Regions from separate parts of the Homo sapiens genome. Here region 2 is linked to region 1. A link is a loop called in an ENCODE intact Hi-C map of the cell type or tissue named here. Cell type or tissue: CD4-positive, alpha-beta T cell. All regions are shown on one strand. Links, peaks and the distances in the headings refer to the core of each region. The heading gives the core; the rest is flanking DNA.

The links. A loop is a pair of places that touch in the nucleus more often than their neighbours do. Peaks named below come from ENCODE experiments on the same cell type or tissue, not always from the same donor. Only the 100,000 strongest peaks of a DNase experiment are listed, where the experiment ranks them.
Region 2: a loop joins it to region 1, with 2.0 times the contacts of the local background. A loop is called at or near these places in 30 of 110 quality-filtered maps.

What each region holds. Positions count from the first base shown.
Region 1 is chr14:105,505,419-105,521,342 of GRCh38, forward strand. No RefSeq gene overlaps it. Among named protein-coding and RNA genes, the nearest start is that of TMEM121, 13 kb to the right of the region's middle. RefSeq lists enhancers at 2,340-2,841, 2,842-3,341, 6,506-7,005 and a silencer at 15,202-15,377. In CD4-positive, alpha-beta T cell, for the core only: no CTCF peak of the experiment used is centred there; DNase peaks (open chromatin) are centred at 6,533, 6,673 and 9,593; H3K27me3 peaks cover 1,517 bases.
Region 2 is chr14:105,422,667-105,438,590 of GRCh38, forward strand. The region is part of intron 1 of MTA1 (metastasis associated 1); the gene reads left to right. Among named protein-coding and RNA genes, the nearest start is that of MTA1, 11 kb to the left of the region's middle. RefSeq lists enhancers at 1-43, 14,139-14,736, 14,737-15,333. In CD4-positive, alpha-beta T cell, for the core only: no CTCF peak of the experiment used is centred there; no DNase peak of the experiment used is centred there.

The sequences.
Region 1 (15,924 bases), core at 4,949-12,948:
GTAATGGAGAAACTGCAGCCCTTGCAGATCCTGGAGTGTGCAGGAACTAGTGGAATGTGGCAGCCACTGCCAGCCCCTCCCTCCAGTCACTTCTTGGGGTCTGTTTGTGACAGCAGCTGGCATTGTCCTAACTCAGGGATTCCTGCACTTTCTCAGTTCATGGCACTCTTAGTGTCCCAGTGATTCTTTACAGCACCCCTTGGGCGAAAGAAAAACCCAACAGTTCTGTTTGTTAGGGCCAAATGCCTTAGTATTTATGTCCTAACAACTTAGTAGCAGTTTTGGGGAAAAAAAAGTCATATAAATTGAAAAAAAAACCCTTAACTTAAATATTAAAAGAATTGTAATTACTTACTTATAGCATGTCTGGGTCTGTTAAGGTCTGCATGTTTTTGCAAACCTTAATTAGATTGGACATCATCATCTGGATTTCTGATCCACATTAATTTTTGCCTGGTATTTGCTTTTGCTCACAGCAACTGCTGTGAAACCAGCTTTGCAAAGAGACACCAACGCAAGGAAGGTGCAACCCACTGCTGAAACTCTGGGCTCTTTTTTTTGAGACGGAGTCTTTTTTTGAGACAGAGTCTTGCTCAGTCGCCCAGGCTGGACTGCAGTGGCGCAATCTTGGCTCACTGCAAGCTCTGCCTCCCGGGTTCACACCATTCTCCTGCCTCAGCCTCCCGAGTAGCTGGGACTACAGGCGCCCGCCACCACGCCCGGCTAATTTTTTTTTTGTATTTTTAGTAAAGTCAGGGTTTCACCATGTTAGCCAGGGTGGTCTCGATCTCGTGACCTCATGATCCGCCCGCCTCGGCCTCCTAAAGTGCTGGGATTACAGGCATGAGCCACTGCGCCTGGCTGAGACGGAGTCCTTGCTCTTGTCCCCCAAGCTGGAGTGCAGTGGCGCGATCTCAGCTCACTGCAACCTCTACCTCCCGGGTTCAAAGGATTCTCTTGCCTCAGCCTCCCAAGTAGCTGGGACTACAGGCGTGGGCCACCATGCCCGGCTAATTTTTGTGTGTGTGTGATTTTAGTAGAGACGGGGTTTCACCATGTTGGCCAGGCTGGTGTCGAACTCCTGACCTTAGGTGATCTGCCTGCCTCGGCCTCTCAAAGTGCTGGGATTACAGGCGTGAGCCACTGCGCCCGGCCTGGGCTCTCTTGAATTTTTCATGAGGTAACGGATGTGTTGTGTATCCCTGCATTTCCCTCAGAACCTTAAAATACTTTGTAGTGGCCCCGAAAACTTTTGATGGCACCCTGGGGTGACTCAGTTTGGGAACTCTCGTCCTAACTTTCCTGTGATTTCTTTTTTTTGAGACAGAGTCTCACTCTGTTGCCCAGGCTGAACTGCAATGGCACGATCTTGGCTCACTGCAACCTCCGACTTCTGGGTTCAAGTGATTCTCCTGCCTCAGCCTCCCCAGTAGCTGGGATTACAGGCACCCGCCATCATGCCTGGCTAATTTTTGTATTTTTGTAGAGATGGGGTTTCACCATGTTGGCCAGGCTGACCTCAAGTGATCCACCCGCCTCTGCCTCCCAAAATGTTGGGATTACAAGCATGAGCCACCGCACCTGGCTTCATAATTTCTTTCCACTTAGTGTTGTTGTGTTTTTTGTTTGTTTGTTTGTTTTTTTGAGACGGAGTCTCGCTCTGTCACCCAGGCTGGAGTGCAGTGTCGCGATCTCGGCTCACTGTGAGCTCCAACTGCCGGGGTCACGCCATTCTCCTGCCTCAGGCTCCCGAGTAGCTGGGACTACAGGCGCCCACCACCACGCCCGGCTAATTTTTTGTATTTTTAGTAGAGACGGGGTTTCACCGTGTTAGCCAGGATGGAATGTTGTTGTGTTTTAAGCTCCATCCTCTAAGGTGCGCCTGCAGCGACTCACTGCTTCCAACTCCCGCACACGTCCAGTGGGGAGCATTTAGGCAACTACCCACCCACTCTCCACAGACAGGTACCTGGCTGCCCCCCGCTCCCTGCCACACAAAAGACGCAGCTCTCAGGTGGGCCCAAGGGATCAGGCCACAGAAAAGGAGGGCTTGTGGTCCTTCCCTTGGTCGGGGACGTGCCGTGACTCCCCGAGTGGCCTTTCTGGCCCGTACTCCTGTCTGGCTCCTACCTCCTGGGTCCCGGCCCTCCCTCCCTCAGCGTTTTCTAGCGTTTGCGGGTTTGCCAGCAGAGCGTCAGGTGGTCTCTGCGTCTAATTTCCATCTCTCTGAGTATTGACCGTGAGCATCTTTCACACACTTGCTTCGTTTCTGGGTTTCCTCTTCTGTGAGCTGCCTGGTCATACCCTTTGATCGTTTTTCTTTTGGGACCTGCTGTCTTTTACAAATTGAGTGGCAGGAACTCCTTGAAAATTCAAGATAGGGATCTCTCAGTGGTTTTACACACTATAAATAGCTTCTCCCATTCTGTCGTCTGGTTAAAGATTTGCCTATGGTTACCCAGAAAATTTTAACTTTGCTATAATCAAATTCGTCTTTTTTTTTTTTTGACTCTTGGTTTCACCTTAGCATTTTGTGAAAACGAGCTTCCCTCTCCCAGTCCTCCTTCTCCCAGTTTCCTTCTGTCACTTCTCCCTGTAGCACTTAGGTCTTCCGTTCGTCCACAGCCCACCTCCGCAGGTGCTCTCATGTCGAAACCAGTTTTTCTCCATAGGGTGAGCCGCTTCCCAAGACCATCTCCTGGGAGCTCTGCCCTCCTCACAGTCCACGCTGTCGCTGTCATCCACATCGGCTCCTGTCCGTGCAGGGGTCTTGCCCCGACCTCCCTTCTGATCCAGCAGGCTGTTCCTCACCAATACCACATGGCGTGATTACCCTGCATGTCATCAGGGTTCAAGCAGAGTAGCCGAGCCGGTGGGGGCTGTGATACATAGGAAGGGTGGGGTGCGTGTGAGGCTGGCATGGGGGAGGCTGCGATTGTCGGGGTTTACCTTTGCCGTCTTGCTGACGCACACTCAGCAGCCCTGGTGACAGTGGGCGTCCTTGTTCTCAGTCTCAGAGGGCAGGTGTCTAAAGTTTGTCCATGAAGTATGACACTTGCTGGGTGCTTTGGCCACATAACTTTTTTTTTTATTTTATTTTGAGATAAGGTCTCCTGTTGCCTAGGCTGGAGTGCAGTGGCCCAATCACAGCCCACTGCAGCCTCTGCCTCCCAGGCTCAAGGGATCTTCCCAACTCAGCCTCCTGAGTAGCTGGGACTACAGGTGTGCACCACCTCACCCAGCTAATTTTTGTATTTTTTTGTAGAGACTGGGGAGGCGGGTCTCACCACGTTGCCCAGGCTGGTCTCGAACTCCTGGGCTCAACTGGTCCTCTTGCCTCGGCGTCCCAAAGTGCTGGGATTGTAGGCATGAGCCACTGTGCCCAGCCAATGAGTTTTGACTCTCTTTTTTTTCCACGTGAAAAGGGTCCGAGTACCACTTGTGGAAAAGACCCTGCTCTCCTGCCACCCTGTGTGCCGCTTGGTACCGCCCTGGTGTCCATCTTCGTCTTGGGTCTTCCTTCTTTCCCTTTGGGAAGCCCACATGGTGTTCATGACTCCAGCCGTCTCTCGGGCTCCATGTAGGGCAGGGAGGGTGTGTTGTCCACTCTCGCCTATGTCGGGAGCCCTGGGACTCTTCTCGACGCCTCATATTTCATAGACATTGTAGAATCCGTTTGTCGAATATTAGGCAAAGAACTATTGGGATTTTACTTGGGATGACGTGGAATCCATAGATCAGTTTGAGAACTGATGTCTTTAGAATGTTAATGCTGGCTCTTCTGCCTTACAAACACACTTCTCCGTGGGTTAGGTGTTCATTAATGTTTTATAGTTTCCTGGATATAGGTATTATACTTCTTTTGTTAGATTTGTTTCTCAGTATTTGGTCTTTTTGAAATATTGTAAGATATATATATATATCTTATATATAGATATCTCATATATATACACACACACACACCCACACCCATTTCATATTTACATTTCATTTTCTAACTCTGTTGAAAATTGTAGAAACCCGAAACTGATTTCTGCATTTTGACCTGGTTTAGCGAGTCTTGCTAAACTCACTTATTAATACTAAAAAATTTATCTCTGGATTTTTTTTTTTTTTTATGAGACAGGGTCTCACTCCGTCACCCAGGCTGGAGTGCAGTGGTGTGATCTCAGCTGACTGTAACCTCTGCCTCCGCTTCCCAGGTTCAAGCGATTCTCATGCCTCAGCCTCCTGAGAAGCTGGGACTATAGGCACCCACCACCACGCCCAGCTAATTTTTGTAAATTTTGTATTTTTTGCTAGAGATGGGGTTTCACCATGTTGTCCAGGTTGGTCTCAAACTCTTGACCTCAAGTGATCTGCCCGCCTCGGCCTCCCAAAGAGCCACCGTGCCCAGCCTAGATTTTAAAAGACTTTTCTAAGTACACAATTATATCACTTGCAAAAACTAATCGTAGGTTAGGCTGGGCATAGTGGCTCATGCCTGTAATCCCAGCACTTTGGGAAGCCAAGGTGGGAGGATCACTTGAGGCCAGGAGTTTGAGACCAGCCCAGACAACACTGTTACACACCGTATCTACAAAAAATTTAAAAATTAACAGGATGTGGTGGTGTGCACCTGTATTCCCAGCTACTCTGGAGGCTGAGGCAGGAGGATTGTCAGAGCCTGTAAGGTTGAGACTGCAGTGAGCCATGATCATGCCACTGCACTCCACCTTGCACAGAGCAAGACCCTCTCTTTAAAAACAAACAAAAAAGACCAGTCACGATGGCTCACACCTGTAATCCCAGCACTTTGCGAGGCTGAGGCAGGTGGCTCACGTGAGGTCAGGAGTTTGAGACCAGCCTGGCCAACATGGTGAAACTCCATCTCTACTAAAAATACAAAAAAAAAAAAAAATTAGCTGGGTGTGGTGGCGGGTGCCTGTAATCTCACCTACTAGGGAGGCTGAGGCAGGAGAATCACTGGAACCCGGGAGGCAGAGGTTGCAGTGAGCCAAGATCGCGCCACTGTACTCCAGTCTGGGCAACAGTGCGAGACTCTGTCTCAAAAAACCAAACCAAACCAAAACAAAACAAAACAGACAAACAAACTAATGATAGTTTCATTTTAAACATCTCCAAATCTTTTTTTTTTTTTTTTTTTTTGAGACAGAGTCTTGCTCTGTTGCCCAGGCTGGAGTGCAGTGGCGTGATCTCGGCTTACTGCAACCTCCGCCTCCCAGGTTCAAACCATTCTCCTGCCTCAGCCTCCTGAGCAGCTGGGACTACAGGCACGCTCCACCACACCCACCTAATTTTTGTATTTTTAAAAGACACGGGGTTTCTCTGTGTTAGCCAGGATGGTCTCGATCTCCTGACCTCGTGATCTGCCCGCCTCGACCTCCCAAAGTGTTGGGATTACAGGCGTGAGCCACCATGCCCAGCTTAAAATCCCCCATTCTTATTTCTTTTTCTTGCTTCCTGAAAGAAGCACCCTGTTTTCCTGGTGTTTCTAGTAGGGGCTGAGCAGCCCAGGCGGCTGCAGCGTCTCTGTCTGCTTCTGGCTGGAAGAGAGTGTTCTAGTTCTGCACTACGAAGATTGCTGTTTGCAAAGCAGATTCCTGTAGATGTACTTAATTAGATTAAGGAGAGCTCCCTTCCATTCTCCGTCTACTGAGAGCTGTTTTAGGAAGTCATGAACAGCTATTGAATCTACTAAATGCCTTTTTTGCACCTACTGATATGGTCATTTTTTTCTTTAATCTGTTAATGTGAAGACTTACATTTATTGATTTTAGAAAACCTTTTATTAAAAAATCATTTCAAATAAAAAAATTACAGTAGTGGCTGGGCGCCGTGGCTCACGCCTGTAATCTCAGCAGTTTGGGAGGCCGAGGCAGGTGGATCATCTGAGGTCAGGAGTTCGAGACCAGCCTGACCAACATGGTGAAACCCTGCCTCTTCTAAAAATACAAAAATTAGCTGAACATGGTGAATCCCTGCCTCTTCTAAAAATACAAAAATTAGCTGGACATGGTGGTGGGTGCCTGTAATCCCATTTACTCGGGAGCTGGAGGCTGAGGCAAGAGAATTGCTTCAACCTGGGAGGCGAAGATTGCAGTGAGCCAAGATTGCACCACTGCACTCTGGGTCTGGGCGACAGAGTGACACCCTGTCACAAAAACAAACAAACAAAACAAAAAGAAAAAACAAACAACAAAAATACTACAGTGGTACCATAGCTCCTATATGTCTTCACACAGATTCCTCAATTGTTAACATTTCACCTGACCATTCTCTACACACACACACACACACACACACACACACACACACGCGTGTGATGGACGTATGGGAATGGAGCTGTGTCAGCCTCAGGGCATTCGCTCAGGAGGGTGTGGCTCTCTGGGCCCTGCTGCGGGTGCCACCCACCTCTCTCCCTTAGTCAGAGTGGCAACCGCTCGCTCCTCCACCGTGAGGTTAATGTGAAATGTGTTGCTAACTACGGCATAATTCCTGAGTATTGTATGAGGGTGATGCTCCAATGCGATGTCAGTGTCCTGGTCCAATTCCCACGGGCGCCCTCCGCGGGGCGCCCCGAGACTCCCACCCGACCGGGTGTCCTGGTCCTAATCCCATGCTCACCCTCTGAGGGGCACCCTGAGACTCTGGCCCAACTAGGTGAGGACTGTGATGTGGCTGAAGGGCGGAGTCCACTTCCCTTCTGGATGCCTCAGTGAGCCTGCTGCCAGCTGCAGCTTTCCCTCCCTCTGCTTATTCACATCAGCTTGGACTTGTGTGTGCCTATTTTACTCAGAGGGTTATGATGCATTATTCTCATTATTTATGTGATGCTCACATAGTCCCGGAGGCAGCCAGTGCAGCCCTACAGCTGGGTCTGGTGACTTTGTAGTGTGTCCTGCCATTCTATCTTTAAAGATTTTTTGGAGACAGGGTCTCACTCTGTCACCCAGGCTGGAGTGAAGTGGTGCAATCATGGCTCACTGCAGCCTCGACCTCCCTGGGCTCAAGCGATCCTCCCACCTCAGCCTCTCGAGTAGCTGAGACTACAGGTGTGTGCCACCATGCCCAGCTAATTTTTTTCTATTTTTTTTGGAGATGGGGGGGAGGTCTCGTTATGTTGCCCAGGCTGGGCTCCAGTAATCCCAAAATGTTGGGATTACAGGCATGAGCCACCACACCTGGCCATGTCTCTGTCTTATAAGGACAGTTGTCATTGGATATAGGGTCCACTCGATAATGCAGGATGATCTCCTGCTCTCGAGATCCTTAATCACATCTGCCAAGACTCTTATTCCAAATAAGGGTGCATTCCCGGGCTCTGGGGGTTAGGATGTGGACGCGTATTTAGGGGTCACCTTCAGCCAAGGGCCAGCAGTCTGTCTGCTGTGTCCAAGGCACAGCTTTCCAGCTGGCTTTTTCCTCGTGTTGCCCAAGCCCTCCCCTTTTCCTTTCTTTGGGGCTGAGCTTTCAATAGCACACCTAGCATGGGCAGAGGAGGCATTCGGAATGGAACAATAAATAGGGAGATTGAGGATGAGGGAGCGAGACTCTGACTGTAAGTGGTGGTTACACATCAGGAAAGTGGGGATTTAGGAATAAGCCCTGTGGACTGGCATGAACTTGTGGTTAAATCATTGACGGCCTGGGAGAGGGATGGGTGTGGAAACACAGGTGTGCGCATGCCTGCAAAGACAGCCTGAGCGGCGGCAGCCGGGCAGCAGTGAGCACGTCCAGCACCCAGGGTCAGCTGGTCTCAAACTCCTGACCTCAAGTGTTCCCCCTGCCTCGGCCTCCCAAAGTGCTGGGATTACAGGCGTGAGCCACCGTGCCTGGCCTGTTCTCTTATTTTCAACCTTTCTGTATATGTATTGTAAATGTAAGTTGCAGAAACAGAATATATTTGTCTTATGATGGACTCTTCTAATTGATTTATAATCACTAATCTATTTGGGTTTAAATCTACCATCTTACTAGGAACCTCCACATAACCCATAACCTCACACAACTATCAACTCCTAGCCATCTAATAGGTGTGCACGGGAACCTCATCACTGTTTAAATCTGCATGGAACTCCTCATGTGCCGATTTGCATCCATGTATCCTGTTTGGTGAAATGTCTGTTCAAGTCCTTTGCCGATTTTTAGATTATTGTATTTACTGCAGATTTTTTTTTTATTTTTTATTTTTAGAGACAGGGTTTTGTTCTGTCTCCCAGGGTGGAATGCAGTGGCATCAACATAGCTCACTGCAGCCTCGAACTCCTGGCCTCAAGTGATCCTCCTGACTCGGCCTTCCAAAGCACTGAGATTACAGGCATGAGCCACTGTGCTTGGCCTTATTGCCGATGTTAAGAGTTAAAAAAATATGTAGGCTGGGCATGGTGGTTCACACCGTAATCCCAGCACTTCGGAAGGCTAAGGCGGGCAGATCACGAGGTCAGGAGTTTGAGACCAGCTTGGCCAACATGGAGAAATCCCATCTCTACAAAAGATACAAAAAATTAGCCAGGCGTGGTGGCGTGCTTCTGTAATCCCAGCTACTCGTGAAGCAGAGGCAGGAGAATTGCTTGAACTGGGGAGGTGGAGGTTGCTGTGAGCCAAGATTGCGCCGTTGCACTCTCTCCTGGGTGACAGGGTGAGACTCTGTCTCTAAAAAAAAAAAAAAAAAAAAGTAAAAAACTAACAGGTGCTGGTGAAGTTGTGGAGAAAAAGGAACACTTATATACTGTTGGTGGGAGTGTAAATTAGTTCAACCATTGTGGAAAACAATGTGGTGATTCCTCCAAGACCTAAAAACAGAACTCCCATTCTATCCAGAAAATCCCGTTACTAGATATATACCCAAAGGAATATAAATTGTAATATCATAAAGACACATGCACCGCTATTCACGATAGCAAACTCATAGAATCAACCTGAATGCCCATCAATGATAGACTGGATGGAAAATGTGATACATATACACTATGGAATACTATGAAGCCATAAAAAAGAATGAGATCATGTCCTTTGCAGGAACGTGGATGGAGCTGAGGGCCATTATCCTTAGCAAGCTAATGCAGGAACAGAAACCCAAATTCATGTTCTCACCTGTAAGTGGGAGCTAAATGATGAGAACATATGGACACATAGAGGGGAACAACTGACACTGGCCTATTGGAGGGTGGAGAGTTGGAGGAGGGAGAGGATCAGGTAAAATAACTAATGAGTACAAAGGCTTAGTACCTGGGTGATGAAATAATCTGTACAACAACCCCCTATGACACAAGTTAACCTATATAACAAACCTGCACATGTACTCCTGAACATAAAATAAAAGTTAAATATATAAATATGTACATTAGATGTTAATATACATTACACATTATATATATATATATTCTGCAAACAAGTCTTTTGTTTGATACATGATTTATAAGTTGATATGGTTTGGCAGTGTCCCCACCCAAATCTCATCTTGAATTGTAGTTCCCATAATCCCCACCTGTTGTGGGAGGGACCCAGTGTGAGGTAACTGAATCATGGGGGTGGTTACCCCCATGCTACTCTTCTCTTGGTAGTGAGTGAGTTCTCACGAGATCTGATGGTTTTACAAAGGGCTTTTCACCCTTTGTTCAGCACTTTTTTCTCCTGATGCCATGTGAAGAAGGACGTGTTGCTTCCCCTTCCGCCATGATTCTAAGTCTCCTGACGCCTCCCCAGGCATGTGGAACTGTGAGTCAATTAAACCTTTTTCTTTTATAAATTACCCAGTCTTGGTTACTTCTTTTTTTTTTTTTTTGAGATGGAGTTTCGCTCTTATTGCCCAGGCTGGAGTGCAATGGCATGATCTTGGCTCACCGCAATCTCTGCCTCCCTGGTTCAAGTGATTCCTCTGCCTCAGTCTCCTGAGTAGCTGGGATTACAGGCCCCTGCCACCATGCCCAGCTTATTTTTGTATTTTTTAGTAGAGACAGGGTCTCACCATGTTGGCCAGGCTGGTCTTGAACTCCTGACCTCGGGTGATTCACCCACTTCAGCCTCCCAAAGTCCTGGGGATTACAGGCGTGAGCCACTGCACCTGGGCTCAGTCTTGGGTATTTCTTCATAGCAGCATGAGTACGGACTAATACACAAATACTTTCTCCCAGTATATAATTTGTCTTTTCATCCTCTTAACAGTGACTTTTACATAGAAAAAAAGGTTTAAATTTTGATGAAATCCAATTTATCAATTTATCTTTTATGGATTGAGCTTTTGTTGTTGTGTCTAAGAATATTTTTAGCCTTGGCCCAGGTTGTGAAAATTTTTTCTGTTTTTTTCTTCTAAAGGTTTTGTAGCTTTACACTTGACATTTAGACCTGTGATCATCTTGAGTTAATTTTTGCATAAGGAATGAAGGTCTAGGTTGAGGATCCTTTCTTTTTTCCCACACACGTGTCTAATTTGGTGAAAATACTATCTTTCCAATGTCGAATCACTTTTGCACTTTAGTTAAAAATTAATTACCACTTTCGAAAAGCTAGGAATAGAAGGGAACTTCCTTAATCTGATGAAAGAGATCTGCTAGGCCCCACAGCTAACATTCTCCTTAATGGTAAAAGGCAGGATGCTCTTCCCCTGGGATCAAAAACAAGACAAGGATATCTACTGTCACCACTTTTATTCAACATTGTACTGGAGGCTCTAGTCAAGGCAATTTGGCAAGATAAAGAAATAAAAGACATCTAGATCAGAAAGGAAGAAGTAAAACTTCTCTGTCTGGGGATGATATAATACTATATATAGGAAATCCTCAGAAATGAACTAAAAATATTAGCACTAATAAAGAAATTCAGCAAGGTTGCAGAATCTTGTGATCGATGTGCAGAAAATCCACTTATTTCTATGCACTAGCCACAAGCAACTGAAATAAAGTAAAAAAATCCATTTATAGCAGAGTCGAAAAGAATTAAACGCTTAGAAATAAATTTTACAAAAGAAGTGTAAAACGTTGGCAACGCGTGGTGTATTTTTCTATGCAAAAAAAAAAAAAAACAAACAAAAAACCAGACTGTAAAACACGTGTTTTGAAGACGACAAAACATTGTTGAAAGAAATTAAAGAAGACCGAACTAAAGTAAATGTAAAGACATCCTATGTTAATCACAAACTGACCTGCAGACTCAGTGCAATCCCTAGTATCAAAACCGCACACGGCTTCTTTGTTTGTTGTTGCAGAAATTGACAAGCTGATTCTGAAATTCATAGGGAAATGCAAGGGATCCAGGGCGGACTAAACAGTCTTTTGTTTTGTTTTGTTTTGAGATGGAGTCTGGCTCTGTCACCCAGGCTGGAGTGCAGTGGCGAGATCTCAGCTCACCTCAACCTCTGCCTCCTGGGTTCAAGCTATTCTCATGCCTCAGCCTCCCAAGTAGCTGGGATTACAGGACCCACCACCACACTCAACTCATTTTTCTATTTTTAGTAGAGATGGGGTTTCACCATGTTGGCCAGGCTGGTCTCGAACTCCTGGCCTCAAGTGATCCACCCGCCTCGGCCTCCCAAAGTGCTGAGATTACAGGCGTGAGCTACCACGCCTGGCCCCAAAACAGTCTTGAAGAAAACAGTTGGAGTATCCACACTTCCCAATGTCAACACTTATTACAAAGCCGCAGAAATCAAGATAATGAGGGGCTCACAGAAGGACAGACTTACAGATTACTGGAACAGAGTGGAGAATCCAGAAATAAACCTTTACGTTTTTATGGCCAGTCAATTTTTGAAAAGGATGTCAAGACCATTAAATGGGAAAGAATCGTCTTTTTAACAAATGGTGCTGGGAGCACTGGATATGCCTAAGCAGGAAGCTAGACCCTGTGTCTGTGCCCCAGGGCTGCCCTAACAAAGCACTGCAAACGGGACAGCGTCAACCACAGGAATTCCTTCTCCCACGCTCTGGAAGCTAGAAGCCCAAGATCAAGGTGTCTGCAGGACTGGTGTTGCTGAAACTGACCCAATAGTCCTACAGACTGTTCTTTTTGAAAACACAGAAATGGACCCTTCTGGTCTTAAAGCTTGAAACTTTTGTTTTATCTGAATTTCTTCCTCAGCAAAGGACCTTCAGGCCTCTCAGAAAAGTATCAAAGAACTGAAACTACCCAGACCAAGGCACAGATGCTGGACCCCTCATTCATCATGATTGCTTCCTTGCCTGACATGGTTTGGCTGTGTCCTCACCCAAATCTCAACTTGAATTGTATCTCCCAGAATTCCCACGTGTTGTGGGAGGGAACCAGGGGGAGATAATTGAATCATGGGGGCCAGTCTTTCCCGTGCTATTCTCTTGATAGTGAATAAGTCTCATGAGATCTGATGGTTTATTAGGGGTTTCTGCTTTTGCTTCTCTCTCATTTTCTCTTGCCGCTGCCATGTAAGAAGTGCCTCTCACCTCCTGCCATGATTCTGAGAACTCCCCAGCCATGTGGAACTGTAAGTCCAATGAAATCTTTTTTTGTTCCCAGTTTGGGGTAGATCTTTATCAGCAGCATGAAAACGAGTAATACATTGCACCTCTCTAGTTCTTGTTTTCTTACACGTTGTTACATTTCTTCCCCTGCTATATAAACCCCTGGTTTTAGTGAGTCAGGAGATGGATTTGGGACTGAGCTCCCATCTCCTCTGCTCAGCACCCAATTAAAGCCTTCTTCCTTGGCCATACTTGGCATCTCAGTGATTGGCTTTCTTTGCAGCAAGCAGCAGGACCTGGAATGAAACCCTGGTGTTTCAGTAACCTTGCCAGCAACTCTCAGCTTGCAGCTGCCTCCCTCCAACCTCTGTCCCTGTCCTCATACAGTCTTCTTTCCTCTCTCCTTATAAGGACACAGACATTGGATGTAGGCCCACCCTAATCCAGTGTGATCTCAACTTAACTAGATGATACCTACAAAGATCCTATTTCCAAATAAGGTCACGTTGGCAGGTATCAGGGTAGGACTGAAACATATCTTTCTGGGAGCCATGATTTAGCCCATAGCAGATCCCTTCCTTAAAACAGACATAAAATGTAACTAAAAATGCATCATACACCTAAATGTAAAACCTAAAACTATAACACTTCTAGAAGAAAACAGAGGAGAAAATCTTTGTGACCTTGGATTATGCAAAAGCTTCTTAGGACACAGAAAAGCACAAGCAACAAAATAAAAGATAGATAAATCGGGTTTAATTAAAATTAGAGGTTTCTGGCCGGGCACAGTGGCTCGTGCCTGTAATCCCAGCACTTTGGGAGACTGAGGTGGGCAGATCACGAAGTCAGGAGTTCGAGACCAGACTCGCCAACATGGTGAAGCCATATCTCTACTAAAAATAGGAAAAGTTAGCCGAGTGTGGTGGTGTGCACCTGTAATCCCAGCTATTCGGGAAGCTGAGGCAGGATAATTGCTTGAACTTGGGAAGTGGAGGTTGCAGTGAGCTGAGATCACACCACTGTACTCCAGCCTGGGCAATAAAGCGAGACTGTCTCAAAAAAAAAAAAAAGTTTCTGTGCTTTGGGACTCCATAAAAAACGTTGGGTGGGTAAGGATCACGCCTGTAATACCAGCACTTTGCGAGGTCAAGGTGGGAGGATCAATTGAGCCCACGCGTTCAAGGCCAGCCTGGGAAACGAGAGTAGCAAGACCATGTCTCTACAAAAAATTAAAAAATTAGCCAGCCATGGTGGTGCGCACCTGTAGTTCCAGCTACTCAGGAGGTTGAGGTGGGAAGGTCACTTGAGCCTGGGAGATCAAGGCCCTGGTGAGCTGTCATTGTGCCACTGCACTCCAGCCTGAGCGACAGAGAGAGACCCTGTCTCAAAAAAAAAGTTGAGGCTGGGCGTGGTGGCTCACGCCTGTAATCCCAGCACTTTCGGGGGCTTTGGCACATGGATCACTTTGGGGGGCTTAGGCACATGGATCGTCTGAGGTCAGGAGTTTGAGACCAGCCTGGCCAACATGGTGAAACTCCGTCTCTACTAAAATTACAAAAATTAGCTGGGCGTGGTGGCACGTGACTGTAATTCCAGCTACTCAGGAGGCCGAGGCAGGAGAATCACTTGAATACAGGAGGCGGAGGTTGCAGTAAGCCGAGATCTCACCACTGCACTCCAGCCTGGGTGACAGAGCAAGACTCTGTCTCAAAAAAAAAAAAAAAAAAGAAAAGAAAACAAAATGGCCAAGCACAGTGGCTCATGCCTGTAATCCTAGCACTTTGGGAGGCTGAGGTGGGCAGATTGCTTGAGCTCAGGCGTTCAAGACCAGCCTGGGCAACATGGTGAAACCCCATCTCTACTAAAAACACAAAAAATTAGCTGGGTGTGGTGGCGTGTGACTGTATTCCCAGCTACTTGGGAGGCTGAGGCACGAGAATTGCTTGAACCTCGGAAGCAGAGGTTGTAGTGAGCTGAGATTGTGCTACAGCACTCCAGCCTGGGTGACAGAGCACGACTCTGTCTCAAAAAAAAAAAAAAAAAAAAAAAGTTGAAAAGACAACTCAGAAAATGGGAGAAAGTATTTGCAAATCACATATCTGATAAGAGAATTGTATCCAGAATATATAAGGAACTCTTAGAGTGGAACAGTAAAAGGATAAATAACCCAATGGAAAAACGTGCGAAGGATTTGAACAGACATTTCTCCAAAGGAGATATGCAAATGGCCACTAAACACACGACCAGTGCCTGGTGTCCTTAGCCATCAGGGACATGCAAATCAGAGGCACAGTGAGGCAACATTTCACACCTGCCACGATGGCTATGATTAAACATGTTGATAATAACAAGTGCTGGCAAGGGTGTGAAGAAATTGGAATCCTCACATATTGCTGATGGAAACGTAAAATGATCTGAAAAAGAGTCGACGCTTCCCCAAAATGTTAAACACAGAGTTACCGTATGACCCGGCCATTCCACCCCTCGACGGACACCTAAGAGAAATAAACACAGGTCCACATAAGAGTTTGTACTGAAGTGTTCATAGCCACATCCATAATGGCCAAAAGGTGGAAACAAAGCCAAAAGATGTCCATCAACTGATAAAGAGATAATAAGAGCATGGAATATTATTTGGCAATAAAAAGGAAGGAAGTAGTGATGCATGCTGCAACATGAATGCGCCTTGAACACATTTAGCAAAATAAGCCAGTCACAGATGACCGCATATGGTATGGTCCCATTTATATGAAACGTCCAGAAAAGGCAAATCTGTGGAGACAGAAAGTAGATTATTGGTTGCCAGGGGCTGGGAAAACTGGGGAGAAATTGGGTGTGAAAGGGGGGCGAATGCTACTGGCTCTGGGTGGGTGTGAAAGGGGGGCGAATGCTACTGGCTCTGGGTGGGTGTGAAAGGGGGGCGAATGCTACTGGCTCTGGGTGGGTGTGAAAGGGGGCGAATGCTACTGGCTCTGGGTGGGTGTGAAAGGGGGGCGAATGCTACTGGCTCTGGGTGGGTGTGAAAGGGGGCGAATGCTACTGGCTCTGGGTGGGTGTGAAAGGGGGGCGAATGCTACTGGCTCTGGGTGGGTGTGAAAGGGGGCGAATGCTACTGGCTCTGGGTGGGTGTGAAAGGGGGCGAATGCTACTGGCTCTGGGTGGGTGTGAAAGGGGGGCGAATGCTACTGGCTCTGGGTGGGTGTGAAAGGGGGGCGAATGCTACTGGGTCTGGGTGGGTGTGAAAGGGGGCGAATGCTACTGGGTCTGGGTGGGTGTGAAAGGGGGGCGAATGCTACTGGGTCTGGGTGGGTGTGAAAGGGGGGCGAATGCTACTGGGTCTGGGTGGGTGTGAAAGGGGGCGAATGCTACTGGCTCTGGGTGGGTGTGAAAGGGGGCGAATGCTACTGGGTCTGGGTGGGTGTGAAAGGGGGCGAATGCTACTGGCTCTGGGTGGGTGTGAAAGGGGGGCGAATGCTACTGGCTCTGGGTG
Region 2 (15,924 bases), core at 5,147-13,146, 83 kb before region 1:
CTGACATTCACAGTTATCTGGGCAACCCGTATTTTAGCTGGCAGGCTACTCCGAGGCCCTGCCAGGTTGGGCTAGGCAGGGTGAAGGTGTGGTGGCAGTATTTTTGTGCCAGCTGAGCTGGGTGAAGTGGTGAGCAGGGAGGGAACAGGGCCTGTTTCTTCCCCATGGAGTGCCCTGGCCACGGACAGAGGCCTTCTGTCTGTGCCTGTGAGGGCAGCGGATGGCCTGGGCAAGGGTGGCGGGGTCAGGGTTCCCTGACCTCTGCTTCTCAAGGGTTGTCCATCCCGAGGGCTGGGGAAGGCTTGAAACCTGCTGTGGGATGAGAGGGCCCCAGGGCAACGGCGGGATGTTTCTTCTCTGGGTTGAACATGAAGATGTTAGATAGCATCCAAAACAGGACAGCAGGAATCGGTGCCTGCCAGCCGCCTGCAGCTTGCTCATGTGGGGCTTCTGCTTTTCAGTGGACAGGCCATTACCATTTTGCCTTGGGTGTTTCTGTTTTTCATTGCAAGAGGTTAACACCCCATCTTTTGGATTTTTTTTGTTTAATTTTTTTTTTTTTTTTTTTTTTGAGATGGAGTCTTGCTCTGTGGCCCAAGCTGGAGTGCAGAGGCGCGATTTCGGCTCACTGCAACCTCCGCCTCCCCGGCCCAAGCGATTTCCTGCCTCAGCCTCCCAAGTAGCTGGGACTAGCCAGGCGCCACCAGGCCTGGTTAAGTTTTACATTTTTAGTAGAGACGGCGTTTCTCCATGTTGGTCAGGCTGGTCTGGAACTCCTGACCTCAAGTGATCCACCCGCTTCGGCCTCCGAAAGTGCTGGGATTACAGGCGTGAGCTCATGCCCGGCCTTTTTGTTTTAATTTTAATAAAAGTTGAGGCTGGGTGACAGAGTGAGACTCCGTATCAAAAAAAAAAAATTTTAATGTAGTTTGAAAGGATGCCAGAAAGCCCCTGCCCCTGCAGGGCCGCGGGCTCTGCCCCGGTCTCTGGCGCAGCCTGGGCGGAAGCACCCTGTCCGTGCTGCTGGTCTTCACTGGGCTTGGCATGTGCCATCATCTGCGCTCTGGCGCGCTGTTAGAAATGTTGCTTTTGTATTTTTATTCTAGTGTTTTTTTGAAGTTTAAACTTTATTGCTCTATATACTTGCCAGTGGGGAAAAAAGTAAACTTAAAAAAAATGTCAGATTTGTAGAGGGCTGCAGCCAGCGCCGCCCTACCCTGGAGTGCTGAGTGCACCGTGTCCCTAGGCACTTGCTGCTCCATGGGCCGACTTTTGGGGTCCCACCCATCTTTTCCAAGAAGGCAGGGAAGAGCCCTGGAGACACGGCCGTCCTGTGAGCACCAGGAGCGGGAGTGGTAGAAGTGGCAGGGGCCCAGGTGTGATGTCCTGGAGGGGATGGCATGGGGCTGTCCCACTTGGCCTGTGAGGATCGGCCTCAGCACTGCGCCATTGGCAGCCCTGGCTCACTCTCCAGGCAGGATGGGCCACTGAGCTTCTCCTGCCTCAGCCACTGAGCACTCCTGGCTTGCTCCACCTTTGTTTTTTTGAGACGGAGTCTCGCTCTGTCCCCCAGGCTGGAGTGCAGTAGCGCAATCTGGGCTCACTGCAAGTCCGCCTCCCGGGTTCACACCATTCTCCTGCCTCAGCCTCCCAAGTAGCTGGGACTACAGGCGCCCGCCACCATGCCTGGCTAATGTTTTGTAATTTTTTTTTTTTTGTAGAGACGGGGTTTCACTGTGTTAGCCAGTATGGTCTCGATCTCCTGACCTTGTGACCCACCCGCCTCAGCCTCTCAAAGTATTGGGATTACAGGCGTGAGCCACTGCGTCTGGCTTTTTTTTTTGTTTTTGAGACAGTCTCACTCTGTCACCCAGGCTGGAGTGCAGTGGCACAATCGCGGCTCACTGCAACCTCCGCCTCCTGGGTTCTAGTGATTTGCCTGCCTCAGCCCCCTGAGTAGCTGGGATTACAGGTGTGCACCACCACACCTGGCTAGTTTTTGTGTTTTTAGTAGAGACAGGGTTTCACCATCTAGGCCAGGCTGGTCTCGAACTCCTGACCTCAAGTGATCCACCCGCCTCGGCCTCCCAAAGTGCTGGGATTACAGGCGTGAGCCACGGTGCCTGGCCCCATATTGTTCTGAGTGGAGAATTTGATCGTTAAGCTCTCAGAATAATAAAAAAGTAGCTGTCAGTGAGAGATGTTGGAATATATGGTCCAATGAAGCACATCCCTCGCGCCCGACCCGCCCTGGCAGTGCCGTTCCCGCCCGTGTGTGTGGGTTCTGGGTGTCAAAACTGCTGCAGTGGCCCTGCAGGCATCCTACCTAGAGGTGGGTCCCCAGCTGCGCATCTGGACGCTGGTCAGCAGGTGAGGCTGGGATGCCAGAGGAGGTGCCGTGTGCCTGGCCAGGTACCCGGGAGGCGGCTTGGGGGAGCACTGGCTGCAGGGCCTCCTTCCTCCTCCTGCTGAACTTGGAGTGCTCTTGCCAGATTATGGGCTGAGTCCTGCTAGGGAGGGTGGCCCCCCTTCCCCAGGAGGAGCCCACCCTGAGACCTGGTTGGGGGGCAGCTTAGACCCTACCTTAGACTCCAGCAGGCTGTCTTGGGAGCATGTAATTATGTTTTTTTTGAGACAGGGTCTCCTGTTGCCCAGGCTGGAGTGCAGTGGCACCATCACAGCTACTGCAGCCTCCACCCCACAGGCTCAGGCGATCCTCCCATCTCAGCTTCCTGAGTAGCTGAGACCACAGGTGCACACCACCATACCCAGCTAATTTTAAGATTTTTTATAGAGGCGGAGTCTCACTATGTTGCCCAGGCTGGTCTCGAACTCCCGTCCTCAAGCGATCCTCTTGCCTTGGGCTCCCAAAGTGCCGCTGGGTTTGCAAGGCTGTGAACTACCATGCCCGGCAGAGCATTTAATATTCTCCAAATGTCTTTCCTCGTGTGCTACCTGGGCTCACTGCTTTCTGGGGCTCTCGTGTTGCTGGTGTCTCCACCCCCACCCCCACCCCAGCTGGCCTGCTCCATTCCTGTCCCGGTGGGCTCATGTCTGAGTGTGCGGACTGGGGGATCTTGGTGGCGATGGAGCCAAGCCCAGGGAGGCTGGGGCCACCCTCATAGTGCAAGGCCACCCAGCACCTCGCCCCTATACCCCACCCGCCCCACCAATGTGCCCCCGGCACCCCCGAGCCCAGGCCCCAAGGCTTGCTTCTATGGGCTTTGCACCACCCTCTAGGCTGCTCCCGCCTGGGCCATGCAGCGCACCTGAGGGGTCTGAGGTGACCGCTCCTCAGAGCCGCCCGGCAGCCTCCCTGGGGCGGGCCTCAGCACTGCAGCCCCGTGATCCGGCCTGGCGTGGGCTTTGCTGCTTTCTCTGCCCGGTGGCCTGAGGAGCTCGAGTGCCCGCCTGCCCCCAGAGCCCTTTCACGGTCAGGGCCTGAGCTCTGTGGGTGCCATTAGGAGGAGGGTCTGCAGATCTGTGCGGTTGGGGGACCCCTGGGGCATGGAGGGGACCACGCGTCCCTTCCCGTCCGTGCCCTGCCAGGCTGTCCTCACAGCAGCGTCGTCACAGGGGAGGAAACCAGGGCAGCGGCAGCGGCTCCTGGTACCAAGCATACCTTAAAAATGAGCCCATGGATGTTGCAGTGAGCCGAGATCACGCCACTGCACTCCAGCCTGGGTGACAGAGCGAGACTTCGTCTCACAAAAAAAAAAAAAAAAAAAAAGAGCCTCAAGGCCTGTGCAGTTGGTCAGCGGTGGAGTCAGGTATGGGGCACACCTGATTCTGCCCTGGCTCATCCCCTGCCTTCAGAGGACAGCAAGGGCGCAGCGCACGTGGGGGCTGGCCCTGAGGTGTGGCGTTCTCTGGGCTGGGCTAGGGCAGTTCTGAGGGAGGGGCGTGTTCTGTCCCATTCCTCCAGGAGACACAGTGCCTGGGCCATCTGGCCACTTGCATGAGGGAACGTCTGTCTGCATCCCCTGGGGGCCGCTGTCCCCATCCCTTGACTGCCGGATGCACCTCGGATGCTGGGGCTCTGGTCTCCGATCCTTCTTGGACTTTGTGGGGACAGCAACGGAGGAGGATGACCCCAAGGATGGGCCGGGCGCGAGGCTTGCAGCAGTGCCCAGGTTTTGCAGATAAAAATACAGGACACCCCTGCAGCATTTGGGACGTTGTCACATGGAGACCCGGCTCCTGGAGCAGGGGTGCTGGGGGCTTTCCTGACCACTGTTGCTGTTTCTCTTGACTCTGTTCCCAAAAGGGAAAAGACAAAGTTCCTCTCTGTGCTCCCTGGTCTCCTGTCTCTGACCATGGCAGACCTGGCTGTGGGTGAGCTCAGGAGAGTGGGCTGTGCCCTGGAGGGTCCCGGACAGGCAGGGACCACGGGCACCGCCCTGCCGCACAGCTCTTGTTGCTCAATGATCTTGGGGGTTGTGTCTGTTCTCCCCCAATTCTTCTGTGGCCCCATCCCCTATTTGTTAAAACTTACGTGTAACCCCAAAATTCACACTTATGTCACTTTCCCAGTCATTTGCGGGCACGCACAGGCTGCTAAAAGCCCAAGTTGCGTGGTGCTTGGGTGCCTGCTGGGGTGAGCGAGGCACCCTGCCCTCTGCCACTGCTCCCATGTTGGAAGCAAATTGTCCTTTCTCCATCTACTGAGGGCCATGCTTCTTGCATTTGGGGGCTCTTGGTGATTTTGCTTTTTAGATGCCCCTGGGGGAGGTGCCGCAGTGCTGTTGAGTGTCCCTGGACACAGGCAGGCTGGGATGGGTCCCATGGAGAGAACGTGTGTTGGACAGGCTCTGCCCCACGTGAGTTCAGTGTCGGAGAACAATAATAATTATAAAGTTCTTTGACAGAAACGTAAAATAAGGCTGTTGCGTATTGATTGGTTGCTGAAAATGTTGTGACCAGAGGCTCGTAGGAACCTGACCCTGTATTTCCTGTAGGAACAGAGGTACGGTGTTCAGTATTAGTGGTGACTTTATGGAACGTAATTACTGCAAACAATGAGAATTGACTCTGGGTGCGTGTATATTTTTTTAACTTAAAGTAAGGTTTAGGCCGGGCATGGTGGCTCACACCTGTAATCCCAACACTTTGGGAGGCTGAGGTGGGCAGATCACTTGAGCTCAGGAGTTTGAGACCAACCTGACCACACAGCAAAACCCCATCTCTACTAAAAATACAAAAAAAGCCAGGCGTGGTGGTGCGTGCCTGTAATCCTAGCTACTTGGGAGGCCGAGGCATGAGAATCACTTGCGTGCAGGACGCAGAGGTTGCAGTGAGTGGAGATCGCACCACTGTACCCCAGCCTGGGCAACAGAGTGAGACTCTCTCAAAAAAAAAAAAAAAAAAAGTTAGGTTTATTGAGATACACGTTTCACATGGCAAACCCACTTATGTGTAGGGGCCTGTGGTTTTCCACTCATGCACAGCTGTGTGGTCGCTGCAGCTCTTCCACACCTGACATGCTTCTCTTGTGACCTTCTGTAGTCAGCCCCCTCTTCTCCCCCAGCTCCCAGCAACACTGACCTATTTTCTGTTCCTGCCGTTTTGCCTTGTCCAGAATGTGGTAGAAGTGGAATTGCACAGCATGTGGGCTTTTGAGTCTGGCGTCTTTCTTTTTTTTTGAGATAAGGTCTCAGTCTGTCACCCAGGTTGGAGTGCAGTGGTACAGCCATGACTCACTGCAGCCTCCACCTCCCAGGCTCAAGTGATCCTTCCACCTCAGCCTCCTGAACAGCCGGGACCACAGGTGTGCACCACCACACCCAGCTAAGTTTTTCGTTATGTTGTCTAGGCTGGTCTCGAACTCCTGGGCTCAAGCGATCCTCCCACTTCGGACTCCCATAGTGCTGAGGTAACAGGAGTGAGCCACCATGCCCAGCCTTATAGTAATTCTTGAAATCAAGTAGTAGGAATCCTTGAACTTTGTTCCTCATTTTCAAAATTGTTTAGCCTGTTCTGGTTACTTGGCTTTCCCTTACAGAGTTTAGAATTGGCTTGTTAATTTCTACAGAAACCAAAAAGAAGTGTTTCTTTTTTTTTTTTCTTTTTTTGAGACAACATCTTGCTCTGTTGCCCAGGCTGGAGTGCAGTGGTATGATCTTGGCTCACTGTATGTAGCCTCAGTCTCTTGGGCTCAAGTGATCCTCCCCACTTCAGCCTCCCGAGTAGCTAGGACTACAGGCATACGCCACCATGCCTGGCTAGTTTTATTTATTTTTGTAGAGATGGGGTCTCACTATGTTGCCCACACTAGTCTCAAACCCCTGGCCTCAAGTGATCCTCCTGCCTTGACTCCCAAAATGCTGGGATTACAGGCATGAGCCATTGTGCCCAGCCTCACCTTGCACTTTTATGTGGTAGAAATGGCTTCTTTCCTTGAACTTCATGGGCCAACTTCTGCTAGCTTCAGATTTTTCTTCTGCAGCCTCCTCACCTCCCTCAGCCTTCGTAGAACTGAAGGGAGTTAGGGCCTCGCTCAGGCTGGGGCTCTGGCTTCGGGGAATGTGTCCGCTTTGATTTCCCATCCCGGCACTTCAGCTTTCTCTCTATCAGTACTAAGGCCGTTCAGCTGTCTTATCAGGCTTGTGTTCACTGGAGCAGCACTTTTTGTTTTTTGGAGATGAAGTCTTGCTCTGTCGCCCAGGCTGGAGTGCGGTGGCACGATCTCGGCTCGCTGCAACCTCCGCCTCCCGGGTTCAAGCGATTCTCCTGCCTCAGCCTCCCAAGTGGCTGGGACTACAGGCACCCACCACCACACCCGGCTAATTTTTTTTTTTTTTTTTGAGACAGAGTCTCCCTCTGTCACCCAGGCTGGAGTGCAGTGGCACGATCTCGGCTCACTGCAAGCTCCGCCTCCCAGGTTCACGCCATTCTCTTGCCTCAGCCTCCCGAGTAGCTGGGACTACAGGTGCCCGCCACTATGCCCGGCTAATTTTTTGTATTTTTTTAGTAGAGACGGGGTTTCACCATGTTAGCCAGGATGGCCTCAATCTCCTGACCTTGTGATCCACCTGCCTCAGCCTCCCGAAGTGCTGGGATTACAGACGTGAGCCACTGCGCCCGGCCTTTTTTTTTTTTTTTTTTTTTGGTGACCAAGTCTCGCTCTGTCATTCAGGCTGGAGTGCAGTGGTGCGATCTTGGCTCACTGCCACCTCCAGCTCTCGGGTTCAAGTGATTCTCCCACCTCAGCCTCCCGAGTAGCTGGGATTACAGGCACACACCACCATGCCTGGCTAATTTTTTTATTTTTAGTAGAGATGGGGTTTCACCATGTTGGCCAGGCTGGTCTCAAACTCCTGACCTCAAGTGATCCACCTGCTTTGGCCTCCCAAAGTGCTGGGAATACAGGTGTGAGCCACTGCGCCCGACCCACTTTTAGTTTCTTTCAGGAACTTTTCCTCTGCATTCACAACTGGGCTACCTGCTTGGCGCTGAAGACCAGGCTTTCCGTTAGGGTATCTTGGCTTTCGACAGGCCTTCCTAACTAAGCTTAGTCATTTATTTCCAGCTTTTGTTTTAAAGTGAGAGATGTGTGACCCTCAACTCTTCCCTTCACTGGACTACTTAGAGGCCATGGCAGGGTTGCTAGTTGGCCCAATTTCAGTATTGTTGTGTCTCAGGGAATAGAGAGGCCCCAGGAGAGGGAGAGAAATGGAGGAATGGCCAGTTCCTGGGGCAGTCGGAACACACACATTTATCAATTAAGTTCTTAGTTGGGGTATGGCTCATGATGCCCAAAACAATTACAATAGTAGCATCGAGGAGCAATGACCACAGATCGCCATCACAGATAGAATCATGGTTAAAAAGTTGGAAATGTTGAGAGAATTACCAAAACGTGACAGCAACACGTAGTGAGCACCTGCTGTTGGAAAAATGGCACCGATGGACTTGACTTGATGCACGTTGCCACAAACCTTCAATTTGTAAGAAACACAATACCTGCAAAGCATCATCAAGCTAAGCATGATGCCCGTGTAGATGTTTGGGAAATAATTGGCATCTAAACCAATCTTGGGTCCTCTCGTACAGGGATTGGCAAACTGGCCCGCTGCCTGTTTTTGATGACTCACGAGCTAAGAATGGGTTTTACATTTTTTAATTGTTGAGAAAAAAATCAAAGGCAGAAAACTTCATGACACATGAAGATTATATGAAATTCACATTTCAGTGCTCAGAAATAAAGTGTTATGGGAACACGGCCGCACTAATGGGAGGGATTCCAGTTATTATGTGGCTGCTTTGAGCTACCGTGGTGGGGTTGAATATTTGTGATAGGGACAGGAAAAACTTAACTTTTTCCCAGTCTCACACGTTCAACACAGAACACTTCACCTCTGGTCCCTGGAATGTGTGTGGGGTTTCTCCCTACCAGCAGCCAGTCGGTTATCCAGTGATTTAACCCAATTTTGACACTGCTTACCTGGAGAGAATATTAGGTTCTGCAGCTGAAGGGCTGAGTCCCACAAGACTGTCCTCACTTCTCCTGCCTCAGCCTCCCGAGTAGCTGGGATTACAGGCGCCCACCACCACGCACAGTTAATTTTTGTATTTTTAGTAGAGACCAGGTTTCACCATATTGGCCAGGCTGGTCTCAAACTCCTGACCTCAGGTGATCCACCCACCTTGGCCTCCCAAACTGCTGGGATTTACAGGCATGAGCCACTGTGCCCAGCCTACAAGCTGGTTATTAACAAGACCAATAAACTGAAATCTATAGCCAGACTGACAAAGAAATAGAAGCCACAAGTAACCAACATCAGGAACAACAGATGGGACATCACTACAGATCCTACTGACACGAGAAATGTGTGGCACAGAAAAGGGCTTGGTTGGACAAATTTACAAGGGTTGTTAAACATACAAAGTGCCAAAAGCCTATAGTTATTCATTCTATTACTTGTTGGCAGGTAAATATTTTGTGGAAAGTATTTGTTTATTTTTATTTTTACTTTTTGAGGTGGAGTCTCGCCCTGTTGCCCAGGCAGCAGTGCAGTGGCGCAGTCTCGGCTCACTACAACCTCTGCCTCCCGGGCCCGAGTGATTCTCCTGCTTCAGCCTCCCAAGTAGCTGGGACTAAAGGCATGCACCACCACACCTGGCTATTTTTTGTATCTTTAGTAGAGATGGGGTTTCACCATGTTGGGCAGGCTGGTCTCAAACTCCTGACCTCAGGTGATCCGCCCACCTCAGCCTCCCAAAGTGCTGGGATTACAGGCGTGAGGCACTACACCCGGCCTGTGGAAAGTATTTGAGTCTGTCATGCCTTATTGAACCAGTAGTGTCAACAGTGAACTTCATTTGACCTTGTGGACTTGATGTCATCAGTTCTGTGAATTAAAAAAAAACCTTTTTTAAAGAGATAGAGTCTTGCTTTATTGCCCAGGCTAGAGAGCAGTGGCACAGTCCTGGCCCACTGCAGCCTCAATTTCCTGGGCTCAGGTGTGAGCCCCTGTGCCTGGCCTAAAGCTGAACATCTTGACTTGCTGTCCTGTGCAGCAGCTTGATGAGTTGGCAGTGGTGAAGTTCTATTGCTTTTTTATTTTTATTTTTTATTTATTTATTTATTTTTGAGACGGAGTCTTGCTCTGTCACCCAGGCTGGAGTGCAGTGGCGTGATCTCGGCTCACCGCAACCTCTGCCTCCTGGGTTCAAGCAATTATCCTGCCTCAGCCTCCCAAGTAGCTGGGATTACAGGCACATGCCACCATGCCCGGCTAATTTTTGTATTTTTAGTGGAGATGAGGTTTCACCATGTTGGCCAGGCTGGTCTCAAACTCCTGACCTCATGATCCACCTGCCTCGGCCTCCCAAAGTGCTGGGATTACAGGCGTGAGCCACCGTGTCTGGCCTGCTTTTTGAAAAAGCGCCGAAATTGGAAAATTTCAGAATGAGAAGAACCACTGTTGACTGCCATCATCAATACACCAGATGACTTGGGAAACTAGTTTTTGCTGCATGATGTTCTCTACGTTCTTTATGAATTCATCTTAAAGTTACGAGGCACAACCACATTTATTTGCAAAATTTATACTGTGATGAAGTCACTTTGGCAACAGCTCATGTTTAAATCACAAACTGCTTTGTACAGTTTTCTTATTGTCAAGAGGTAAAATGAGAGGCAAAGTCTGCATTGCCACACAGATTTGCAGTGAGCTGCTTTTCTGGGCTCACACTGTGGTTACAGCAGAGTGTCTGCGACTTCCATGCGAGTGCAAGGGAAACGTCGACATTTCAAAATCCACTCAGCTGTGTGTTAGGGAGCTCCCGCCTGAGCTTCAGTCGAAAGCGATTGGACTGTAGCGTAACCCCGTGCTGTAATATAGGGGCCCCAAGACCACCCTCGGGTTCAGTAATTCACTAGGACTCATGGAATACAGCAGAGCATTTCTGCCAGGGGTACGGTTGATTACAGCAAAAGGACGCAGACTCAAATCAGCAAAGGGAAGCGGCACAGGGGCCGGGCTCAGGAGAGACCAGGGGTGGGCTTCCGGCGTCTCTCCCAGCAGAGACGTGGGCGGTGTGTAGGTCTAGCAGTGGTCTGTGATGACAGGCCTGGCGTATTTCCAAGCAGGGACGCTCCCGTGAGCCTTGGTGGTCCAGGTGTTTTTAGAGGTTGGTCAGGTGGGCCTGGCTGAGCACCGGTGTGGCTGCCCTCGGTCCCTCCGTCTCAGCCCCTCCAGAGGTCAGGCTGATGCCACAAGGCACCGCGGTACGTCACTGTCAGGGTAGCCTCTCTGAGGTGGCCTGAGGCCCTGGGTGAGCAGACGCTGTTGGCAGGCAGGATGCTCCAAGAGCTCCGAGGTGACCTCCTAGGAGCAGGTCAAGGGTCAGACCTCTCTGGAAGGAAGAATGCGGGCAATCCAAGCCTGCTGAGCTGGCCCTTTCCAGGAAAGGGAGTAGCGAGGCTGCTCACTTAGAGCCACGCACCTGGGGCTGACAGTGTGCCTGGCAGTACCTGTGTGGAAAGACAGTTACAGAGGAAACACATGAACTCACTATAAGCCAGCACTAATGGATGCACCTTTGTTGTTGATTTTGGTGATAAAGAACATTAAATTTGAACCCAGTGAAGCAATATGTCATCTCCCAAAACAAGTCCTCTCATGAGTGCATCTGTATTATAGAAAGCTGCACTCAGCTTTTTAAAAAAATTTTTTTAGATGGGGTCTTGCTCTGTCACCAGGCTGGAGTGCAGTGGCACAATCTCGGCTCACTGCAAGCTCCGCCTCCCAGGTTCAAGCGATTCCCCTGCCTCAGCCTCCCACGTAGCTGGGACTACAGGTGCGTGCCACCACACCTGGCTAATTTTTTGTATTTCAGTAGAGACAGGCTTTCACCATGTTGGCCAGGATGGTCTCGATCTCCTGAAGTGATCTGCCCGCCTCCTGAAGTGCTGGCATTACAGGTGTGAGCCACTGCGCCTGGCCCAGTTATTTTGATTTCATCAGTATGAAATGTGTAGAAATTGTTACATTAGTCCCTATGTAATATCCTTGGTGTGGCCTCTTGGCCTGCACAGCCTGGAGTATTGACTATCTGGACCTTTATAGGAAGCTCACCAACATGTATTTTAACCCTTGACACCTTATCTGTTACCATTTATTTAGATCTTTGCTGATTTTTCTCACCAGTGTTTTGTACTTTTCAGCATGTAGATCTTTGCACAGATCTTTTGATCTTTAAACATCTATAGATCTTTTGTAAAATTTATATTGTAAGTATTTAATTTTTCTTGGTGCTCTTGTGAATAGTACTTTTACAATTTTGATTTCCATTTGTTAGTAGTACGTAGAAAGAGGACTTTTTTTTTTTTTTTTTTTTTGAGACAGAGTTTCACTCTTGTTACCCAGGCTGGAGTGCAGTGAATGGCGTGATCTCAGCTCACCGCAACCTCCGCCTCCCGGGTTCAAGCGATTGTCCTGCCTCAGCCTCCTGAGTAGCTGGGATTACGGGCATACACCACCACACCCAGCTATTTTTTTTGTATTTTTAGTGGAGATGGGGTAGCTCCATATTGGTCAGGCTGGTCTTGAACTCCCAACCTCAGGTGATCCGCCCGCCTCAGCCTCCCAAAGTGCTGGGATTACAGGCGTGAGCCACCATGCCCAGCCCAAAAGAGGACTTATTTTTATATATTGACCTGTGACCTTGCAAAACTCTTACTCAGCAGTTTCAATAGCTTTTTTTGTAGACTCTGGGGATTTCTATATAGAAAGTCACATCATCTGCGTATAGAAAGTTTTATTTCTTCATATCCAGTCTGTGTGCCTTTCATTGATTTTTCTTCCCATTGTACTGGCTGGGACTTCCTCGATGGTCAGCAGTAGTGGTGAGAGTAGCTATACCCTTGGCACATCCCTGATCTCAGCAGAAGCAGCCCTTTTCTCACCACTGAGGATGATGCTAGCTGTAGGTTTTTTGTAAATGTATTACCAGGCTGAGGAAGTACCCTTTAGTTCCTTGTTTGCTCAGAGTTTAATAGCGTATGTGTTGGATTTTTTCAGATTATATTCTTGCATCTACGGAGATGGTCATAGGGCTTTTCTTACTTATTCTGTGAATATGATGAGCTACACTGGTTTTTGAATGTTTTTAAAAATTTAAGTTATATTTAGAGATGGCATCTCACTCTGTCACCCAGGCTTGAGTGCAGTGGTACCATCATGGCTCACTGCAGCCCCAAACTCCTGGGCTTAAGCGATCCTTCTGCCTTAGCCCCCAAGCAGCTGGGACTACAGGCACATGCTACCACACCTGCATAATTAAAAATAATTTTTTTTTAGAGATGGGGTCCTGTGATGTTGCCTAAGCTGGTCTCAAACTCCTGGACTGAAGCAATCCTCCTGATTTCTTGTGTGTCTTTGGTTTTGGTATCAGGGCAATGGCGTTCTCACTGTCAGCTGGGGAGTGTTCCCTCCTTTTCTGTTTTCTGGAAGAGTTGTGTAGAATTGGTGTTAATTTTTCCTTAAATGTTTGATAGACTTCACCAATGAAGCCATCTGGGCGCAGAGTTCTTGTTGTTGTATTTCCGTAGTATGGATAGGGTTACCTGTTTCTTCTTGAATGAGCTTTGGTGTTTATATCTTTCAAGCAATTGGTTCATTTCATTTAAGTTGTCAAGTTCTGTGGCATAAAGTCCTCCATAATACTCCTTACACCCCTTCTCGTGTCAGTAGGATCCGTAGTGATGTCCCATCTGTCGTTCCTGATGTTGGTTACTTGTGGCTTCTCTCTTTGTTTCTTTGTCAGTCTGGCTATAGATTTCAGTTTATTGATCTTGTTAATAACCAGCTTGTAGGCTGGGCATGGTGGCTCATGCCTGTAATCTCAGCACTTTGGGAGACTGAGGCAGGTGGATCACCTGAGGTCAGGAGTTTGAGACCAGCCTGGCCAACATGGTGAAACCCCGTCTCTACTAAAAATACAAAAATTAACTGGGCGTGGTGGTAGGCTCCTGTAATCCCAGCTACTCGGGAGGTTGAGGCAGAAGAATCACTTGAACCCGGGAGGCGGAGGTTGCAGTGAGCTGAGATCGCTCCATTGCACTCCATCCAGCCTGGGCAACAAGAGCGAAACTTCATCTCAAACAAGCAAACACTCAGCTTTTGGTTCCTCTGATATTTTCCCCTCTACTATTTTTGTTTCATGTTATTTTTACTCTATCATTTCCTGCCTTCTTGCTTTATTTGTCCGTTTATTAAGGCATAATTTACATTCAGTACAATTCCTTTTACGTGTACAGTTCCGTGAATTTTGGAAGTCCATAGTCATGTTGTTGTACCACAGTCATGATACAGAATAGTTCCCAAATTCCCAAATTCTCACGTCTTCCACATCTTGGTTTTCCTGCGCCAGCAGCTTGTAGGTGGCCCCACTGCACGCAGCCGTCGTGCCTGCCACCTCCCCCGAGAGGGCCTTCCGGTGCTGCAGACCCCGAGCTGCCAGGGGGCTTCACTCCTGGCCCCTGCCGAGGAGTCTTCCATCAAGTGGATGGACCCCAGCTTGTTTGTCTTTCCTCACTTAAGGGACATTTTTCCCCCATTTTTTGGCAAGTTTGATGCATTGTTTTGAATTTAATTTATTTGGTTTCTTGGAGTAAAAAGTTAGACCGTTGATTTGAGACCTTTTTTAAAAAAAAGTTTGAGATATCTACATGTGATGAAACCCACCAATTTTGAGTGTGTGATTCAGTGAATTCTAGCGTTTTCACAGCGTTGCACAAGCGTGGACACATCCTGCATTCAGAACACTCCTGTAGCCGTGACACAGACCCACAGGCCCCCTGTCACTTCTGCAGGCTTTTCTGCAGGGAACGCTCACTGCTGTGCGTGTCCCCCGGGCACCGTGGCTGTGTCCCCTCTGGGCTCTCCATGCTCCTAGCCCGTTGTCCTGTGGAGCTCTATGTGGGCGTAGCCTCATCTGATCAGCTGGTTTGCTCAGGCAGCACGGGGGGCTCAGGAGCTGCATGCACAGGTGTGACTTTGCACATGGGTGCCCAAACAGGTGCGTCCTCCCAGGTGTGCACCCACAGATGTGTCCTCACGGGCGTGTGCCTGCAGGTGTGTCCTCACGGGTGTGTCCTCATGGGCATGTGCCTGCAGGTGCGTCCTCATGGGCGTGTGCCTGCAGGTGCGTCCTCATGGGAGTGTCCTCATGGGTGTGTGGCTGCAGGTGCGTCCTCAGGGGTGTGTCCTCATGGGAGTGTCCTCATGGGCGTGTGACTGCAGGTGCATCCTCAGGGGTGTGTCCTCACGGGCATGAGCCTGCAGGTGCGTCCTCATGGGTGTGTCCTCACGGGCACGAGCCTGCAGGTGCGTCCTCACTGGCGTGTCCTCAGGGGCATGAGCCTGCAGGTGTGTGCCAGCAGCAGGAGGGAGATGCTCTCCAGGCCCCTCCACAGGGTCCTCGCGGCACGGGTTTGGCCTCCGTGTGGACAGATGGGCTGGGCTTCTTTGGTGCTGGTCTTGCTGTATTTTGCTGAATCCCAGGCCTGTGCGGGCCTCTGGGCTGATTCCAGCTGAGACAGGCCTCCTGCTCAGTCCCCCCTGCGGAGCTGATGCAGGGTGGGCTGGCGAGGGTGCTCGTGGTGCTGGTTCGTGAGGACATGGCCTCAGTGCCTCCCAAGCTGAGCCCCTGCGGTGGCCCCAGGAGGCCTGGAGCATCGGGGTGTCAGCACCACCAGCCTGGACTTCCCTGGGCCTTCCAGGGTAAGCCTCTGGGCTCCGGAAGGTTCCGTGGCTCTCTGTCTGTGGAGCTGGTGAGAAGGCTGGAGGGCCAGATGGTTTCATCGCTGAGGGAAGCGCTGTACTCACCTGATGGCCGATCTTGGGGCACTCCCAGTGCCTGCTGCCTGTTGCTGTCCCTGAGCTCTGGTGAGCTCTGGTATTCCTGTCATTCCTGGAGCAACTCTGTCCTGTTTTTGAGCCTGCCTGGGCCCAGGAAGCCCCAACTGTGTTCTCTGTGTAGTCACTGCTGTTGGTTTTGGAGGGAAAGATGGGGGCCGCTGTGGGCAGGGCTGGTGGCTGGTGGTGGCCACGTGGCTCTGGGGGTGTAGCATCCAGGCTGGCTGCTGCCAGTGGGAAGGTGTCCTGGGGCTCCCGGCAGGGTCTGGGCAGTGCTGGAGCTGGGCTTTGCCTGGGAAGCTGCCGCCTGGCCCCCACAGCTTCCCCAAGAAGGGCCTGAGCCCTTGGGGGCAGCTGGCGTCTGTGAGGATCCGGGATGGGGGCTGTCTGCTCCTGCTGGGAACGGCCCCTCCAGATGCATCTCCCTGTCCCTGACCCAGCCTGTCAGTCCATTTTGGTTGCAGCCACCCCTCCCTGATGGTGTGGGGGCTTCGCTTCCTCTGTTTATTCCTCGCCTGAGGGAGCAGAGGTGAGGGGATGACACTGCCCCGCCTGAGCC